Regions from separate parts of the Homo sapiens genome. Here region 2 is linked to region 1. The links are chromatin loops, found by intact Hi-C in ENCODE. Cell type or tissue: heart left ventricle. All regions are shown on one strand. Links, peaks and the distances in the headings refer to the core of each region. The heading gives the core; the rest is flanking DNA.

Region 1 (9,163 bases), core at 2,514-7,513:
AAAGCCTTCTACAGTGCAATCACAACTTCAGTTTCCAAAATCCACCTTACTGAACACTGTTCTTTGTGGCCTGCAGCAGTACAGGGGGGTAGATTTCATGAAACAACCAAACAAGTGTGTAGAAAATGCAGCCAGATTGCAGGGCTTGCAGGGGGACAGGGAGAGCCACCAATGACGTGCCCTGTGGAGATCACTAAAACATTACAATGGCTTCAAATGTGTCACCCAGCTTAGCAATTCCACCCTTGGTTCTTGCCAACTTGAGCTTCAACCAAAATGATATCTGATATTTTGATATCTTATCAATGACATTTTACTGAACAATTTGGAACTTTTGGCTCAAAAAGTTAACCACCTTTGCCTTATTAAAAGAAAGAAGAGTTTTGGGTTTCAACCATGCTTCTTGATGCCTGCATAGTGTTCCATGGTGATATTTGTAAAATACTTTCAGAACTGGACCATTTTACGCATCCAAATCCTACTCAGGTTTCAAGGTGTACCTCAGTTTCCCCATTTCCTACTTCTAAGAGATATCTTTTATCGCCAAGTACTATGAACTACTGTTAGGAGATTTACATACATTATGTAAACTTTATCCTTACAATAAGACTATGATGTAGGTATTAATAATCCCACTTTATGATGAAACTTAATGACCAAAGAGGCTAATTTATACAGCTACTGATGGACAGTGCTGGTATTCGAAGGAAACTTTAAGTTCCAGGCAATTTTTATTCCTCCAATCAACTATTTCAACCAACAGGTATTTTTCTTCTCTCTACTGCCTTTCTCTAGCAATTCCTATCTATGCCATGTCCTCAGTTTTCAGCAGCATCCTCTTCATGGGCTCCTGAGGAATATTACATTTTCTAATGGAAAGAACTCTATCCATACCTTTTTTCCATCTCCCTCACAATAATAACTGCTGCAGGGATGCCAAGAGTTTAAGAAGCTTATGTGACTTGCTCAAGATCACACTCAACAAGGAAGCAGGTTCAAGCATAAACACATCAAAAAGCACCCATTCTTTTTCAAGTTTCATCCCTTACAAAAGGTATGCACCTGCCCTCATAAGTCAGTGCCTGCAGAAACCATCTTCTTCCCCAGGAAGAAAAGATGTCACTTGTATAGGTCTAAGGAGGCCATAGATGATCCTACCATGAAAAGAAAACAACATTAACCAACTGATAAACCAAAGGTAAGTGTTTGGATTTTCTTCTAAGCTGGAGAAGAAGATGTGAATCAGTCATGAGAAATTCCGAAAGCCACAGAAACTTTCTATGACACTCTGGGGAGAGCAGAACATCTCCCCACCCCCTGGAAACTGTCTGACAAGGATCCTCAGAGGAATGAGGTCTAGTCCCAGAGAATCTTTACAAGGTTCTGGTAGCCTTCAATTTCCAGGGCTTTAGCAATTTTTCCTTATTAGTAGTAACCTTCTAGGGCCTCCCACTGAGACCCTGGAACAAAAATATAGGGAAGCATAATTTGAAATGCAGAGAAATCACACCATAGTCTCTACACACCAGTCTCAAATCCCAGCTCAGAAATCAACCTCTCTAGGCTGTTTGCTCATCTGTAAATTAGGAATGTTGAAATGATCAATGAGATAAGGTTACTAAGCAGTCAGCATCATGCCTGGTGCATAGAAGACAGTAATAATAGGTTATACCTTATGTATTCACCATCAGCCTCATTATAATTATTTCTGTCAGATCCTTTAAACAACAGACCTAGGGGAGGGGAAAAATGCCCATTTTGGGCTCTACCTAAACATAAGAACAATTTTCTCTTTTTCCTAAAAAAAAGATTGTTCTAAGCACTGTACTTTCCCTCTGGTTTTGTGAATTACTTCCCATCAGGCCATTGCCATCAATCAAAGGAACAGAAGGGCAGAGAGAAAAGATGTTCTAACAAATATAAATAGATCTTAGAGGTTAGATGGAGAAACAAGTGATAAAGTAAATAGAATAAAACAGCAATAGTAGAATGTAGGTGGTGTTCAACTTTTCAATCTGTCTGACATTTTTCATGATACAATATTTGTAGGAAAAAAATACATTTCTATGCTCATTCTACCAAAGAGCCAACACTGAAGGGCCTCTGCGAAAGAAAAACAGAGCTAATCTGGTAAGAAGCCCCTAGAAATAATTTCCCAAGATTCATGTTAGGCAAATTTTCAAGCTTTTTTGAAAACTCAGATCCTTTCCTTCCCCAGGCCCTTATTAGGGTATATGAGAAGAGTAAGAATCTTTCCAAGGAACAGAACTGGGTTCTAACCCCAGCTCAGATACTCACTGGCTACAGATACTTTAATCTTTTTGCATCTCAGTATTCTCATCCTCAAAACAGCAATAATAATACGTATCTCACAGGGTTACTGTAAAGGCTGAATATGCATATGTAAAGTGCCTCACTGATAACAGAGCCTCTGTAAATGCCCACCATTATAACATTTCAGTTACTACAGTGGGTTCCGTAGAGACACTCTGCATTTCTCTATGGGCTTCAGAGGTGGGCTTCTCCCATGAGCCGTACTGCCAAGAGGGAGGAATGCAGAAGAAGCACGAGGCTTAAACCAGGGTATCCCACAAACCAGCCAGCCCTGGCCTCCAAAACTCTCCCAGAGTCTAGAGCAAAATAACCCAAACAAATGAAATTGAGACAAGAAATCGGAATTCTGCCCTCCCTTTAACCCTTCTCGAGTGAGTCCCAGTAACTGCACTTTGATTTTGATTAGAAAGCTCGTTGTGCTTCCCTGCACCCTTGCAGCCCCCAAAGCCCCATCCTAAACAGGGATGGCCTCTTATTAAAGACAATCGTGCTTTAATCTATGTACCAGAGCATGCTAATGATACTGTACTGAGTTTTGGTCTTCTGCCAAAGAGCAAACAGTGCCAACATTTTGTAGACTTCCAACAGGAAATTAAATAACTGCCCTGCTGGAAATATGAACCAATTTATGGTGGTCAAACTTGAATCTTCCAAAACACTGGCATGGTTTATGCACATCAAGCACAAACGTTTGAGGAAGGAGATGAGGAAAATTTTAAGTTAAAGCTCAACAAAGTCTTCAAGAGAGGCTTTGAAAATAGTCCTTTCTCTCCCTCTGCCCCGGCTATACCCTTCTTGTAGATAAGAGACCACGGGGCGTTGACATCATGCTGCCCTGGGAAATATTAACTGCTGAAACCTCAGGCAGGGCAGCATTACAGCCACAAATTCAAAAGCACAAGCAGGCAGGAAATGCAAAACTCCAGTTCCCTCCCAGAAGACACATTCCACATTCTACCCACTGTGTTATAAAATACATATTTAGAAGGCATCCTATAACATTAAAGCTTTCCTCTTAAATATACAGAGAAGGGTAATGCTTTGAAAACTTTCTCTTAGAGCTTTCTCTTTGTTAAGCGCAGTGAGGTCAGGAACGATGCCTATCTTTCCCCTCTGTTGTAGTCCAGTGCCCAGCACAGTGCCTGGCACACAGTAAGCACTCAATAAAGAGAGCTCCTTCTATTGTCATTATCACCACCATTTGCTCTGCAAGGTACTATGCAGGGTGCAAGGGGTTTTTCTTACATGAGCACACGCAATCCTTACAAAAAGCCCATAAAACAGGTGCTCTTATTCTCATCTTACAAATGAAGACATGGCTGCTCAAGGAGGCTTCACAAGGTTGGTAAGACAAAGGCAGCACTTGAGCCCGTCTCTTCTCCCTCAACAACCTCAAGGTGTGTACCATTAGCCCATATACTGCAGACAAAGAAACCGAGGCTAAAGAAACCCATGCTGGTGAAACTCATTAAATCACTCTATTAGTCCATTTTCATGCTGCTGATAAAGACACACCCGAGACTGGGAAGAAAAAGAGGTTTAATGGACTTACAATGCCAAATGGCTGGGGAGGCCTCACAATTATGGCAGAAGGCAAAGAGGAGCAAGTCACATCTTACATGGATGGCAGCAGGCAAAGAGAGAAAGAGCTTGTGCAGGGAAACTCCCATTTTTAAAACCATCACGTTTCATGAGACTTACTCACTGTCATGAGAACAGCATGGGAAAGACCTGCTCCTATGATTCAATTATCTCCCACTGGGTCTCTCCCACAACACGTGGGAGTTATGGGAGCTACTACATGAGATTTGGGTGGGGACACAGAGCCAAACCATATCAATCACTCTCCTCAGACCACAACTCCTGAATCCAGTTGAAGGCCCACTCTCCTTCAAGGGGCTAGTAACACATTTCTCTAGTGATGGAACTGGTTTAAATGACTACATGAGCTAAAGGGTGGGAAGACTGTCTAGCGGCCACCAGTGGGCACACAGCAAATGTTTGGTTGCTGTTAAAATAATGAATAAAGTGCAGCCTGTGGCCAGCTTCCAAAAGGGACTGTCACTGTGTGTTCTGCATGATTCCAAGAAGGGTCATCATCACTCTCCTTGGGTCCTAGTCACAGATGTGGCAGCCCCTACTACCCCAGGCAGGTGACTGCAATGCATTTCCCCAATCCCCAGAGGGTCCAGCTGAGGAAGTCCCAGGAAGTTTTCCAAGTGGGCAGGTCCCCCACCCCAGGACTGTGTCAGTAGGTCCTGGGCAGGACCTGGGTATGTGTAATTCATGGCGGTTCCCCACATGATTCCATACTCACCCCTGAACAAGAACCACTGGGATGGGGTCTCTCAAATTCACCCACACAATTAGAAAAGCTCCCACAGATCCATCATCACCACAGGAGATAGCCCTGAAATCACCTTGCCAACTGATAGAGTAAGTTCATAAAAGGAGTTGTTTTGAAAGGTTAAAGCATTTCACCACTGAAGGGTGGTATTAATGTTATTATTGGTTTTATCTTCATACACAAGCAAGTATATTATTAGACCCAAACATTCTTATGGTTTCCTTTCATGAGTACTCAAAAAAAAAAAAAAAAGAAAAAGAAAAGAAAAGAAAAGAAAAAGAAAAAAAAAATCCAGTCCTGGATATATAAGGGCAGGCATTCTTTCCTTAATACAAAATTATAGTCCACCACCCAGAAACAAAAAGACAACCAAACTTCAAAAACAACAGAATTGCTTATCCAAAAATGTATATTTGAAGACTTAATGCTCTCAGATTAGCATAATTACTGGTATCCCTCTGGTTCTGCTTCTCTCCATATCCAAAAAGTCTTCATTGCTCGGAGACTCTCACCAACATTAATTAAAGAAATGGGCAAAACTATAGAATGACCTGGGGGAACTAGGGCTGTTGAGGGAGGGTCAGGTAGCCTCAGGCTAGCCAAAAGACCAACCACAAATCATAGTGCATTTGCAAAAACAAACAGAGGCAGTAATAATACCCCAGTGCCCTTTTTTCCAAAGAGATCAAAGCTAATAGGCAAAAAGTGAAGGCAATTCAGTGAAAGGAAAAAGGCTGGCAGGACAGAACTGGGCAAAGCAGATTCAAACTCCTAGCGGAATAGGAGGGAATTGAGGGGAATAGAGACACTCCACCAGAAGTACTAAGAGGCTATGAAAAGCACTGGCCACTGTCCTGGTCCCTTAGGCCAGGGTCTCCTACTGGTCCATGGCCTGTTAGGAACCTGGCTGCACAGCAGGAGGAGAGCTGTGGGCAAGTGAGCGAAGCTTCATCTGTATTTACAGCTGCTCCCCCTCACTTGCATTACCGCCTGAGCTCCACCTCCTGTCAGATCAGTGGTGGCATTAGATTCTCATAGGAGCGAACCCTGTTGTGAACTGCATATGCGAGGTATCTAAGTTGCGTGCTCCTTATGAGAGTCTAATGCCTGATGATCTGGCACTGTCTCCCATCACCCCCAGATGGGACCATCTAGTTGCAGGAAAACAAGCTCAGGGCTCCCACTGATTCTACATTATTGTGAGTTATATAATTATTTCATTATATATTACAATATAATAATAACAGAAATAAAGTGCACAATAAATGTAATGTGCTTGAATCATCTCCAAACCACCACCCCCACCCCATCGGTGGAAGAACTATCTTCCACAAAACTGGTCCCTGGTGCTAAAAAGGTTGGGGACCACTGCCTTAGGCAGCCTGAATAGCTGCATTAAAAGAGGTGCCTGAAATGATATGCAACAAATCAAGAAAGGAGTATGTGCAAGAACTGTGGAAGCTGTTTTAAGGAGTTGCTCCAGTCTGAGATTTTGATGAACGACTTTGCTTTTCTGGTTGCCAGAGGGCGCAGAAGGTGCCCAGAGAGAGTTCCAGGCCAACTTCTTCCACGGAAACAAAAGCAGAAGGGCATTTCTGACCCTGACCTGACTCAAACAGGCCCCAGAGCAGCTGCCTGACTCCCAAAAGCTAAAATGTACACAGAAACTATTTGGATGTTGCTACCTCAGTAATCCAAAACAGCATGCAAAATAATAGGTCAGATGTAAAACACAAAGGAGATAAACAATGAATTGGCAACAGAAGAAGCAGATAGGGGAAAAAATTCTGAGTCAGAGCCACATGGACTGTGAAAGTTTCACTGAAAAGCTAAGCATGTGAGCTTTCACCAACCCACAGACTAGCAATTAAGTAGGAAGAAAAAATAGCTCATGACCTTATGTGACTATATCTTCCAGAGTGAAAGAAACAAATATGACTTCTATCTAAAGCAATAAATATGCTTTTCTTTGTCTTTGTTGGACATTTCCACCCTCAATATAAATGTGGGTCTCAATCAATGCCCTTAGACAGAGAGAAGTCCATCTGATCATCGTGCTAGTTTTCAATGGGCCATTCACTCAGCTGCAAAGCTTTAGGGGCCACAAAATAATTTGGGGGCCACAGCATAATTCCACAAATGTTCATTGAGCATCTACTCAGTTCCAGCCCTGTGCTAGGTAGGTACCATAAGGGGTACAAAGAAGTGGGCAGGGTACCAGTGCTCTTCTAGTGCTTATGCTATAATAGGTAAGGGCACACATTCACATAAAACCAAGTATACTGGAAGGCAATATGTGTGAAATGCTAGAAGGTACTAATTCATTCATTCAATCAATATTTATTGAATGTCTGCTATGTGCTAGGTACCCAGTTCCAAGTGATGTGCGGAATTGGCAGAAGGTTTCTGGGAGAAGGCAGCATTTGAATGTGTATTACCACTACGTACACCATTGCTAAACAAATGAAAATTCTACAAATCCCTAAAACTTACCTATTTTGTTTTTCCCAAAGAAAACATGCTCCCCCATTTAGTTTTTTCCATGAAGCACACTGAGCTGAACCTTAAGGAAGAGAATTTTTTAAAGTGCACTTCTAATGATGAGTAACTTCACAGTTTTCTAAATCACATAAATGGTTTAAAAGATTTGATAACCAACTTTTTTTTTTTTTGCCATTTGTTTCTATCTTGAAGACCCCTCTCCAAAATTGATATCTGTCTCTTTTATTTAAAAAAGTGGTGGGAAGCACCTAACAGCACTCAGAAGCAATGGGGCATGATGGGAAGCCTTTAGAACCAGACACCCTGGAGTTGGACCCTGTGCTCAATGCCTTACCAGCTCTGTGACCTCAGCAAGTAACTCAGCCTCTCTGGACTCAGCTCTGTCATCTATAAACTAGGATCAATAATTCCTCCCTCACAGTGGGTGGCGGTGAGGACTAAAAGAGGTAATAAAAATAAAGCTCTTAATAAAGTGCTCAACACATACAAAGCTTCATAGATGGTAGTTATATTTTTAATAGCATTTTAAACACCCAAAGTTATATTATGGGAAATAATCCTCCTAAGTACTGCCTGTTTCATAGGTAGCACTGTTCTTATTTTATTTAAAGGGAAAATGGAACCTGAAGTGTGTCATTAAAAGTCTGCTGTCAAATTACATATCCAACAAATTCCAATTTCCTGACCATTCATTCATTCATCCATTCATTCATTCATTCATTCAGTCAAAACTTACTGACTACCTTCAATGTCCCCAGCCCTCCTAGAGTTTATGATCTAGGACAGGTTAGTTAGCAAAATTCTTCTGTAAAGGGCTAGCTAGTAAATATTTTCACCTTTGCAGCCCACATGGTCTCTGTTACAACCACTCAACTCTGACATGGTAGCATGGAAGCAATCACAGATGATATGTAAATGCATGTGGGTGAATGTGTTCCAACAAAACTTTATTTATAAAAACAGGCCTCAGGCCAAATTTGGCCTGCAGGCCTTGGTTAGCGAACTCCAGCACTTTGGGAAGCTGAGGCGGACAGATCACTAGGTCAGGAGTTCGAGACCAGCCTGGCCAACGTGGTGAAATCCTGTCTCTACTAAAGATACAAAAAATTAGCCAGGCGTGGCGGCACACACCTATAATCCCAACTACTGGAGAGGCTGAGGCAGGAGAATTGCTTGAACCCGGGAGGTGGCGGTTGCAGTGAGCTGAGATCACACCATTGCACTGCAGCCTGGGAGACAGGGCGAGACTCTGTCTCAAAAAAAAAAAAAAAAAACACCTCTGGTTTTATTTCCCGAAAGCCTTCTTTAGCTTATTGGACTTGATCCCAACCTGGACCTAAGGACATAGAGCCCAAAGTGAGGCAGCTCTTCTCACACCCACTGCCTGAGCCACCCAGACCTTTCTAAATCATATGCACTCACTGAGTATACAGGGAAAACTCAAAACAGGCCAGAAAGGGGAGTGGAACCTTAGCTTATCAATGTCATAAGAAACACTGAGTCTCTGAATGTTTTTACCTCACAGATGAGGAGACAGAAAGAAGTACCATTCTATGTTCACCAGGGAACTAGCAGAACCTTACTTACTTCCAGCTAACCACACCTCCAGTCCCAAAGGCCAGGGTCCTTCCTGCTACATCTCAGTGTAGGAAGGAGGGGAAAAAAAAGATGGAGTGAGGGGTTTCCCTATAAGGTCTACTAAAATCAGCTGCCCACAGAAGCTTGCAACATTTTGGCACAAGGGCAGGCTAGTAGTCTCTCCTTGGCCACATGGGGTTTGTGACAACTCACTCCCCTGACAAAACACAAAATTTTGATCTCAAAAGTAACCTAAACAGCTGGACCAATTTCTCATAATCAGCTGCCTATGTGACAATTTTAGGGGCACTGATCATTAACTCCTCTCCAATCAGGGGCTGTCCAGCACAGGCATCTCAGCTCCTGGACGCTCCGAGTCTGAGCTTTTCAGGCACTGGTCCA
Region 2 (9,163 bases), core at 2,819-7,818, 61 kb after region 1:
GTTTGCAGAATCTGTTTCTTTATCTCTACACATATGTTAGAAATATCTACCTCATAAAGACTTCTTGAGGGTTAAATAAAATAGGATATGCTCAAGTACATTTTCAATAAATATCAGTTGGGTGAATTTAATCTGTGAGATAGTAGTGAAATATATATTATGAATTGATAGATTTATAAAGCCAAGGATGTAAGAAATTAAGGGCTTGCCCTGGGTCATGAAGTTAGGAAATGGAGAGTTGGCATATCCAGCCTCCCAACTCCTAGTCTAGTGTTCTGTTATAAAAAAAAAAACACCCACTGAGGTTTCTGGGGGGAAAAAAAAAGCTAAAAAGCCTGTAAGTGGGAAGTCAGGAGGTTCTTTTCTTCTCAAAGAATCGCCTAATTCAGGGGTCTCAAAATGGCAGCCAGTGGCCATATATGGCCTTCTGAAGTCTTTAGACTCTGAGTGCATTGTGTTTTAAGAAATTCAAGCCAACATTTAGAGTTTGAGAGATTTCAAATAAAAGTCTGAATTTCCTGCTTGTTTTGCAAAAAATTAACAGATCAGGCAACACGGAGCCCTCATGGAGGAAGGGCAAGGGAGAGCCAGAGCTGAGGAGCAGGTGCCCCTTCAGATGAGGCGGGTCCCCTCAGATCCTCACAGTCCCCATCATTTCCTCACGCCTTGACACCAGGCCCACCTCACTCATTATCACAGGAACCTAGCCTCTGCAGGCATTGATTTTTGCAACCCACGTTTTACACCATTCTGCCCCATGCAGTTAACCTTCATTTCTAGGGACCAACCGTGTTTATGATTTGTTATCTAGAAATGACAATTAGCTGTGTTGACATTCGGCCAACCACTCAACAGAAATCACTCCCTTTAGGCTGCATATGTAAGCAGTTTATACACACACCAATTGAAGTGGAGATCTGGCAACCTTCCGGCATGTTACAGAATGTAGATATGCAGTCAGGATTTTTTTTTTTTTAACACCAAAGTGGATATATTTTGGAGGTCCTGACTCTCAAATAATCCAACGTGACATTCTAACTTAATCAAATTTACCTGGCAACTGCCCTGTTTCCATGGACCTGTGCTCCAACAGTGGAATTTAAGAGCCACATTAAATTTCCTAAGGAAACTTATGGGTGTAAAAACCAGTGCAGCCTAGGACTTGAGATAGCTCCACATTCAACCTTAAATGAGCCCATGAAGTAAACACACAAAATACAGGAAGAGAGAGGGGAAACCCAACAGCAGTAACACATCAAACATTATTTTTATATGCAAAACCTACCAAACCACCTACAATTAGTGAATACAGATCACTTTTCGGCTCTGAGATAGTCCATCACTGCATACAAATTAAGTTAAAACGTGTGCTTGAGACCTTGGAGTACATCGGCTCTTGATTCTCTGTCAGTACAAAATATTTTTCCTCTTTCAATGTAAACATTGAATCAGGAAGCCTGCAATGAAACTATATAGTACTATCCAATCTAAAAACATGTTTGGAAACCAAATTCTGGAAACAGATACATATTCCCATTTGTCCGTCCTCATAACTACAAAACACAAAGAATAACCTAAAGTTTTAAGTATTCTGATTATACTGGATTTTGCCACTATTAAACAGGTTACTATGAGAATAATTGCCCTAGACAGTTATACACAACTACGGAAGAGCCACCCATGGGAGGAGAATCAGCTGATTCTTTGTGTTCTACAATTTTTGTTTTGTTAAACAGTGAAATGTTTGTGGTCAATATTATTCTGGATTTCATTCCCCCAGAGAAAATGTACTATATACAAAACCCATTTTCTATTATTACTTTTTAGTAATGGAGTTAAAGATCTATTGTCTGGTGTGATTTGTAAACACTATCAAGCCGGGAAGGGAGCTCCTCAAAATCCAATGATCATTTTAAGGATACCTGTTATAAATTTTAAATAGTAAACACAGGTACCACCAGACCCAAGGTAGAAGTTGGTATTGGGGTACAGAAATGTTTCTATTTTCCTTTTCTTGTTGTACTCAGAGTCCACTATTTACTCCAGACTTCCCTATCTCTCTAATAAGTGCCAGATTTTTATTGACACATTTCTTCTGCTTTCTGCCACAGACACCAAAAACTCTGGAATGTGGGGATATCTTTTCCAGCTACCATCATCTCCACACATTTTCAGAGAGATCACTATTATCATTCTCCAGGGCTCTTGACTTTGTTTTTAAAACATAGTCCCATTACACACACAGTACATCTGTTTTCCTCTCAGAAGAGAAGCATTCTTGATTACTCTGCCTTTTCCCCTCAGAGAACTGTACTACACACAGATGACAGAAATCTTTTGATCAACAAGCTTCCAAAGAGATACAGATTTGTTCTCCACAATGAGCAAGGAAGCTGTATTCATTTTTTTTTCTTTATTACAAAAAAAAAGGAGAGATGTGTGTAGGGAATCCTAAAAAAAAAAAAAAAAAAAAAAAAAAAAACCAAACTGAGAGGACTGCCTTTAAAGAAAAGAGGAGAAAAACATTTACAAGATCACCCTAGGAACTTGCACAGAAATTGATTCCCCATATTTACGCACAAACTACCACAGTTTGAGCAGAGAGAACATTGGGCTTTTCCTCTTGGATGCTGTATCTTTTTTTTTTTTTTAATTTTAATTTCATGGAACTCTGAGCTATAGATTCACAGCAACACTAGGCATGCATTGTCACTACAGGGTTTTTCATCTCTCTGTAACTTTACAGACCAGCTCAAAGAATCCCTGGGCTAGAGGGAATTATTTGGATTCCTGTTTACAGCTGAAGAAACTGAAGAAGAGAAGCAGAGAGTTTCCCACTGAGATACAGAGAGAGTCTGTTTGAGGGAATCAGTCTTCAGGGTTTCAGAGTTCAAACACCCCCTCAGAGCACTGCAACAGGGGAACAGGCAGCTTCTAAATCTAGCATGAAATGCCAGATTTTGTTCTTCTCTCTATATAATGCCATAGAGCATATTTGCATGGACAGGAGCAGCAACAACAGAAAAACATGGTCAGAGGGTAGCTAGATCCAAAATAGACTTTATTATACATAACTGAATATGATATAAGAAATACAGTCATTCCCTCCTGCCATAAACATTAGTTAAACCCTTGGTGCCAGAATCATCTAAATCCTTCCATTTTATAGTGTACTTGATAGCAGCTTGTTCTCACCATCTAAAAAAGAAATCTTTTGGGTATAGCTCAGCTATAGACTAAATTCCTCTTGGAAGGTGAGGTTTTTAGTATAGACAGCAAAAACTTTTCGTTCACTACACTTTTTTTGGGGGGGGCATATAAGTTTACAAAAATTTCCAATTATAATATGACATCTTTATTTCATGTACAGAAAATTCCCATAATGATGATTTATTAATCCTACCAGAGACCACCAAGGGTAATAGAGAGTTAGTTGGATGGCTAGGATAACCTGCTTCTAGTCCTGGTAAGTAATAATAATAGTCATGGTATCTATAATCTAGTGAGCACTTTATACGCATTTTCTGAATTAATCCATACAACATTTCTTTGAGTTCAGTATTATTCTCTGTATTTTACAGATGAGAAAATTTAAGATTGGAGGGGCAAAGAAGCTAACTCGTGATTACATTTAGTGCCAGTGTGGTTAACAAGTAGTATTCTGGAATCAGGGAGACTTGGGAATCTGAAAACATTTACCTACCCATTGTGAGTGACCAATCATCCTGACTTGCTCAGGACTCAGGAGTTTCCTGGGAGGGGAGAATTTCAGTGCAAATTAGGATGGGTAGTCACTCTAGGAGTAGTGCAACCTCAGAAAAGTACCTCCACTGTCTGGACCAAGAGGAATTTGGACCAGAATGACGGCTAAGATTCTGTGGAGAGCGCTGAAGTCTGGTTTTGCTCTATAGAAAATGACACAGGGTCATCTAATAATAACTTAAGGACTCTGTAGTATCATTTTTGCTCTTCCCTTTTTTTTTTTTTTTTTAAGATAGAGTTTTGCTCTGTCACCCAGGCTGGAGTGCAATGGCGCGGTCTCGGCTCACTGCAACCTCCGCCTCCTGGGTTCAAGCGATTCTCCTGCTTCAGCCTCCCGAGTAGCTGGGATTACAGGCACCTGCCACCATGCCCGGCTAATTTTTGTATTTTTAGTAGAGACGGGGTTTCACCATTTTGGCCAGGCTGGTCTCGAACTCCTGACCTCAGGTGATCTACCTGCCTTGGCCTCCCAAAGTGCTGAGATTACAGGCTACAGGTTACCGCGCCCAGCCTGCTCTTCCTTTTTTATGACAGCACAGTTGTAACAGAGTGAGCCTGTTTATTCTGGCAAGTACCTCTGACTGAATCTACACAGAATCAGAACTCGTACAGCACAGCTGTCTAGGAAACAAGCCTGAGCGTGACAACCCCCATGTCCATCTGCCTCAACATGCTAATGGGCGCTTCACACTGATCACATGCACTCAGTCCCCCTCGGCCTGTTCCCCCATCAAAATGGGGATAACAAATAACAGCATCCCCCAAGTTCATGGGACTCAAGTGAGACCAAAGATATGAAAGTGCTTCTGTAAACTGCAGAGAAATATTTTTTTTAAGTTTTTTTCTTATGATTATATTTTGTCTTCAAAACAACACTGGGACGCAAGCAGAGCCTGCATTTCTAGGCCCATTTTCTAGATGAGGAGGTGAAGGTTTAGGGAGCTGAAGAGATGGGCTTGAAGTCACACAGCTATTAAAGAAAAGTCCATTTGTCCTTTTATGTACTCATTTACTCCTTCATTCATTCAACATATAGGTTTTGAGCACGTACCATGTATCAAACGCTTGTGCCAACTACTGGGGATACAATGGGTGAGCAAAAGCGCAGTCCTTGCTTTGAGAAACTAGCAGTCTAAAGGTCAGAATGGGACCAGATGTGACAGAGATGGCTGGGTGCCCCCCAAAATCTGCTCTTTCTTTCTTCCATCCATGGTAATAGTTTCTGACTGGAATGTGGCTGCCCAGACCTCTTTGCATCTAGTGTGGCCTTGTGACCACGTTCTGTCCAAGTGAGGTTGGCCTCTTCCACTGCCTTCTAAAACTCCCCACTTCCTGGTAGCTGTCATAGCATGACCAGGGCTGCCTGCTCAATGCAGTTAGCAGTCTTGGAAGTCACTCATTGAAGTGGCCAAGCTACCATTAGCCTAGTTCTCTGAATAACTATGGAGTGGAACCACTTGCTGGCCTCAAACACTCACTGCAGAGTGTTACATGCGAAACAGCATCAATATTCTTTAAGTCATTCTTCATTGCAGTCTCTTTGCAAAAGCAGCTACTGTTAACTCAACTAACACAAATTATACTGTTGTGGAGACAGAACATTACTCATGCAACCAACCAAAAGTTAGTTAGAAAAACCTTTGCTGCTCAATGTGAAGAATGAAGGTACCATCTACACTGCCTGGATTAGTTTCCTATTGCTGCTGTAACAAATTTGGTGGCTTACAACAGCACCAATCTATTATTTCACAGTTCTGGAGGTCCAAAGTCTAAAATGGGTCATCAGAGCTGTGTTCCTTCTGGAGGAGCTGTCTCTTACTCTGATCTCTGCTTTCATTGTCACATCCTCTTCTCTGACTCTGACACTCCTGCCTCCCTCTTATAAAGATTCTTGTGATGACATTAGGGTCACCTACTGGATAATCTCCCATCCCAACATCCTTAATTTAATCACATCTGCAAAGTCCCTTTTGCCACATAAAGTAGCATACGTATAGATTTCAGGGATAAGAATGTAGACATCCTTGGGGGGTCATTATTATAACTACCTGATATGGTTTGGCTGTGTCCTCATCCAAATCTCATCTTGAATTGTAGTCCCCATAATTCCCACGTGTTGTGGGAGGGACCTGATGGGAGGTAATTGAATCATGGGGGCAGTTACCCCAATGCTGTTCTCATGATAGCGAATGAGTTCTCACGAGATCTGATGTTTTTATAAGGGATCTTTCCCCCTTTGCTTGGCACTTCTCTCTCCTGCTGCCCTGTGAAGAATGATGTGTTTACTTCCAGTTCCGCTATGATTGTACGTTTCCTGAGGCCTTCCCAGCCATGCAGAACTGTGAGTCAATTAAACATCTTTCCTTTATAAATTACCCAGTCTCGGGCAGTTCTTTCTAGCAGTGTGACAATGGACTAATACACTACCAGAGTGCCCATGAACCCCATGGTACTGACTTTCTTCAGTGCTTCTGGCCTGTACTAGTTACACACTTCATTTTTCATGGATCTAGAGAAATAGTGTGGGGACCAACAAAGTTCCAGTGGACAGACTGTATGATGCACTAATAATAACCATCTCTAAATGCTGGGTAATTAATGAGTAGCTGAGTCTTTCTTTCTTTAATAAAATAATAATTTTTTAAAACTTCTGTCATGTAGAGTGTATGTGACAGCATTTTGCTTTGTTCTTTATATACATTATTTCATTTCATTCTTACCAACATCTTATGACTCCCTTTTTGCAAATGAGACAACAGAGGATATATAATTCTAATATTGCACAGCAGGGAAAGAATTTGGCACCAGGCTGCTTTACCCCAAAGCTTGTGCTCCTAAAATCCATATTCTACTGAATTCTGGACCCATTCTTCCTTTTCTATTTTCACTTCCACTCCCTAATTCAGACACCCTCACATTCCTGCCAGAATTACTGTAATCTCCTCCTCACGATTTTGTTTCTCTCTCCCTTCCTCTGTCCATACTCTGCACTGACACCTGACTACACTTCCTCCCTAGCCGTCACCATGGCTCTCGCAATCAGAACCCTTAGCAGTTCACCACTGCATCCTGAACTCCTCCTGGCCTCAAAGGCCTCCACCAACCTGGCTCCACCCCGCCCCATGTTAACATAGTGCATCAGTCGCACAAGGCCTTTGGCCACCCTCTGGTACATACTTAGAGTATTTGTGTCTCTGCTTATATGCCCATGCCATATCCTCCACCTGGGATGCCCTCTCTGACAACAGAAATACTGACAGTCATTCAAGGCCCACCTCAAATTCCATCCATCCCCTCTGGAAAGTTGCCCTGACTACTCTAGTAGTAATACAGTATCTTCCCAGAACTCCCAGGGTGCTATTATTCATTTATGCAGGCATATATTAACACTTAAGAAATATTTACTTAATACCTACTATATCCAAGGTACAGTTTTAGAAACTGATGATACAGAGATCAAACACATTTACACTCACACACAGTCCATCTCTCAGAGAGCCCAAACTTTGTTTATGTCATTTCTGAAACGTGTCCTGTGCTGCCTCTTCTCAGAGTGCATATACACAGTTCCCCAGCCCACCAGCACAGAGCCCAGGGAGACTATGTCTCCCTCCACATGCTTGTCTCACACAGCACTTAACCTAGTATAGACTGTTGAAGGGAGAATTTTATATTCAAGGTTGTGAATCTCTTCTTATTTTGGCCACAATTCCAGATGTTTCCTAGCCATCAGGAAACAGGAAACTTGTTCTATGCATCAAAGTTGGAGATGGAAATTTAGAAGAATAAGGCATGAGAATCACTCAGACTGGTGGATAATATGAGCAAATTAGTTAAAATATTTAGATGAGAAAAAAGGACACTAATCCCTTATGGTGTTCAATTATCTAATCTTCTAGATAGGCAAAGTTGTTCATACCTTCTGTAATTCATAGAGGTATTTTGAAGATCAAATGAAGCATGGATGGGAAGGGCCTTGATGAGAAGGGCCTTTCAAAAGCAGACAAAGGAGCTGGGTATGGTGGCTCATGTTTGTGATGCCAGTTCTTTGGGAGGCTGAGGCACGAAGATCCCTAGAGATCAGGAGTTCAAGACCAGCCTGGGCAACATAGTGAGACCCCCATCCCCACACAAAAAATTTAAAAATTAGCTGGGCGTAGTGGCACACACCTGTAATCCCAGCTACTCAGGAGGCTGAGGTGGGGGAATCACTTGAGCCTGGGAGATCAAGACTGAAGAGAGCTGTGATTGTGCCACTACATTCCAGCCCAGGCAACAGAGTGAGACTGTGTCTCAAAATAAATAAAAACAAAAGCAGCCAAAGGACTCTACAAATTGAAGTGCTAGGTGTACTCATGATCATGAATATAAATGACAGAAGTATATTTCATCTAGTCCAAATGGGAAAATGAGGAGCCAGACAGAGTTAGTAACTTGCCCAAAAGCACATGGTCAGGAAGCAAAATGAAAACTTAAATCCCTTGACATTCAGTCCAGTGCTCATGAATCATAGGGATTGCCTTACTTTGGGGTTCCACAGAAGTGGACTCCAAGGCAAAGATTCAAATGCAAGTGGCTTATTTGAGAAGTTATTCCACGGAACACTGGTTGAGCAGCAGAAGTGAGACAGGCAAGAGAAGAAAACAATGAAACAAGTTTCCACCAACTGGAGCTTCATCCTGCTGAGAACTCTGAGAAACAGCATAGAGCATGCACCCCAGAGTTATCCCATGAGGGGCAAGAGGGCCAGGGCATTTATCCCATCAGGCATTCCATGTCAGTTGCCGGGGGAAGTGATTATTCCCTGGTCACTTCCAGTATGCAAGTAGGTGGGCTCCAATGACCAGAGAATCCCGTAGGCAAAGATTCACAGGATTTGGCAATTGAGGCTGGTTCAGCACACCCAGCAGAGGTGCAAGTAGGGGGACACTGCCGGATACTGACAGCATCTCCTCTGCCAAAGGATGCTCAGGATGAGTTAAGGAAGCTGGGTCCTTGGTTGAATCGCCTCTAATAGAAAGCTCTTCCCGACACCAACTTCCTGTTTTCCTACCATGGATCAAGTTTCTCTGGGATCAAAAATGAATAAATCTATTTTCCTGGACCTAACAGTCCTTCATATATTTTTTTGGATAGCTATTGTTATTCTTGGTTTCCATAGCTGCCCTCTCATGACATGGTTTTTAGATGTTTTTCTATCCTAGTAGTGGGAAGGACATGCATTTAGGAGTCAGCCCTTTCACTTTCAGTGGGAGCGATCTTAGGCAAGTTTCTTCCAAAAAAAAAAAGAAAAAACTCTTTTTTTTTAGAATAATAAAAAACATTTCAGCATTGATGTGAAGATTAACCGAGACCATATAGGTAAAACCCTAGCTCGGTGTCTACTACATGATGGAAAGCC

What was found. A loop is a pair of places that touch in the nucleus more often than their neighbours do. Peaks named below come from ENCODE experiments on the same cell type or tissue, not always from the same donor. Only the 100,000 strongest peaks of a DNase experiment are listed, where the experiment ranks them.
Region 2: a loop joins it to region 1, with 3 times the contacts of the local background. A loop is called at or near these places in 1 of 110 quality-filtered maps.

What each region holds. Positions count from the first base shown.
Region 1 is chr1:63,811,255-63,820,417 of GRCh38, reverse strand. All of the region lies in intron 1 of ROR1 (receptor tyrosine kinase like orphan receptor 1), which reads right to left. Among named protein-coding and RNA genes, the nearest start is that of ROR1, 42 kb to the right of the region's middle. In heart left ventricle, for the core only: no CTCF peak of the experiment used is centred there; no DNase peak of the experiment used is centred there; H3K27ac peaks cover 724 bases.
Region 2 is chr1:63,750,669-63,759,831 of GRCh38, reverse strand. No RefSeq gene overlaps it. Among named protein-coding and RNA genes, the nearest start is that of ROR1, 19 kb to the left of the region's middle. In heart left ventricle, for the core only: no CTCF peak of the experiment used is centred there; no DNase peak of the experiment used is centred there.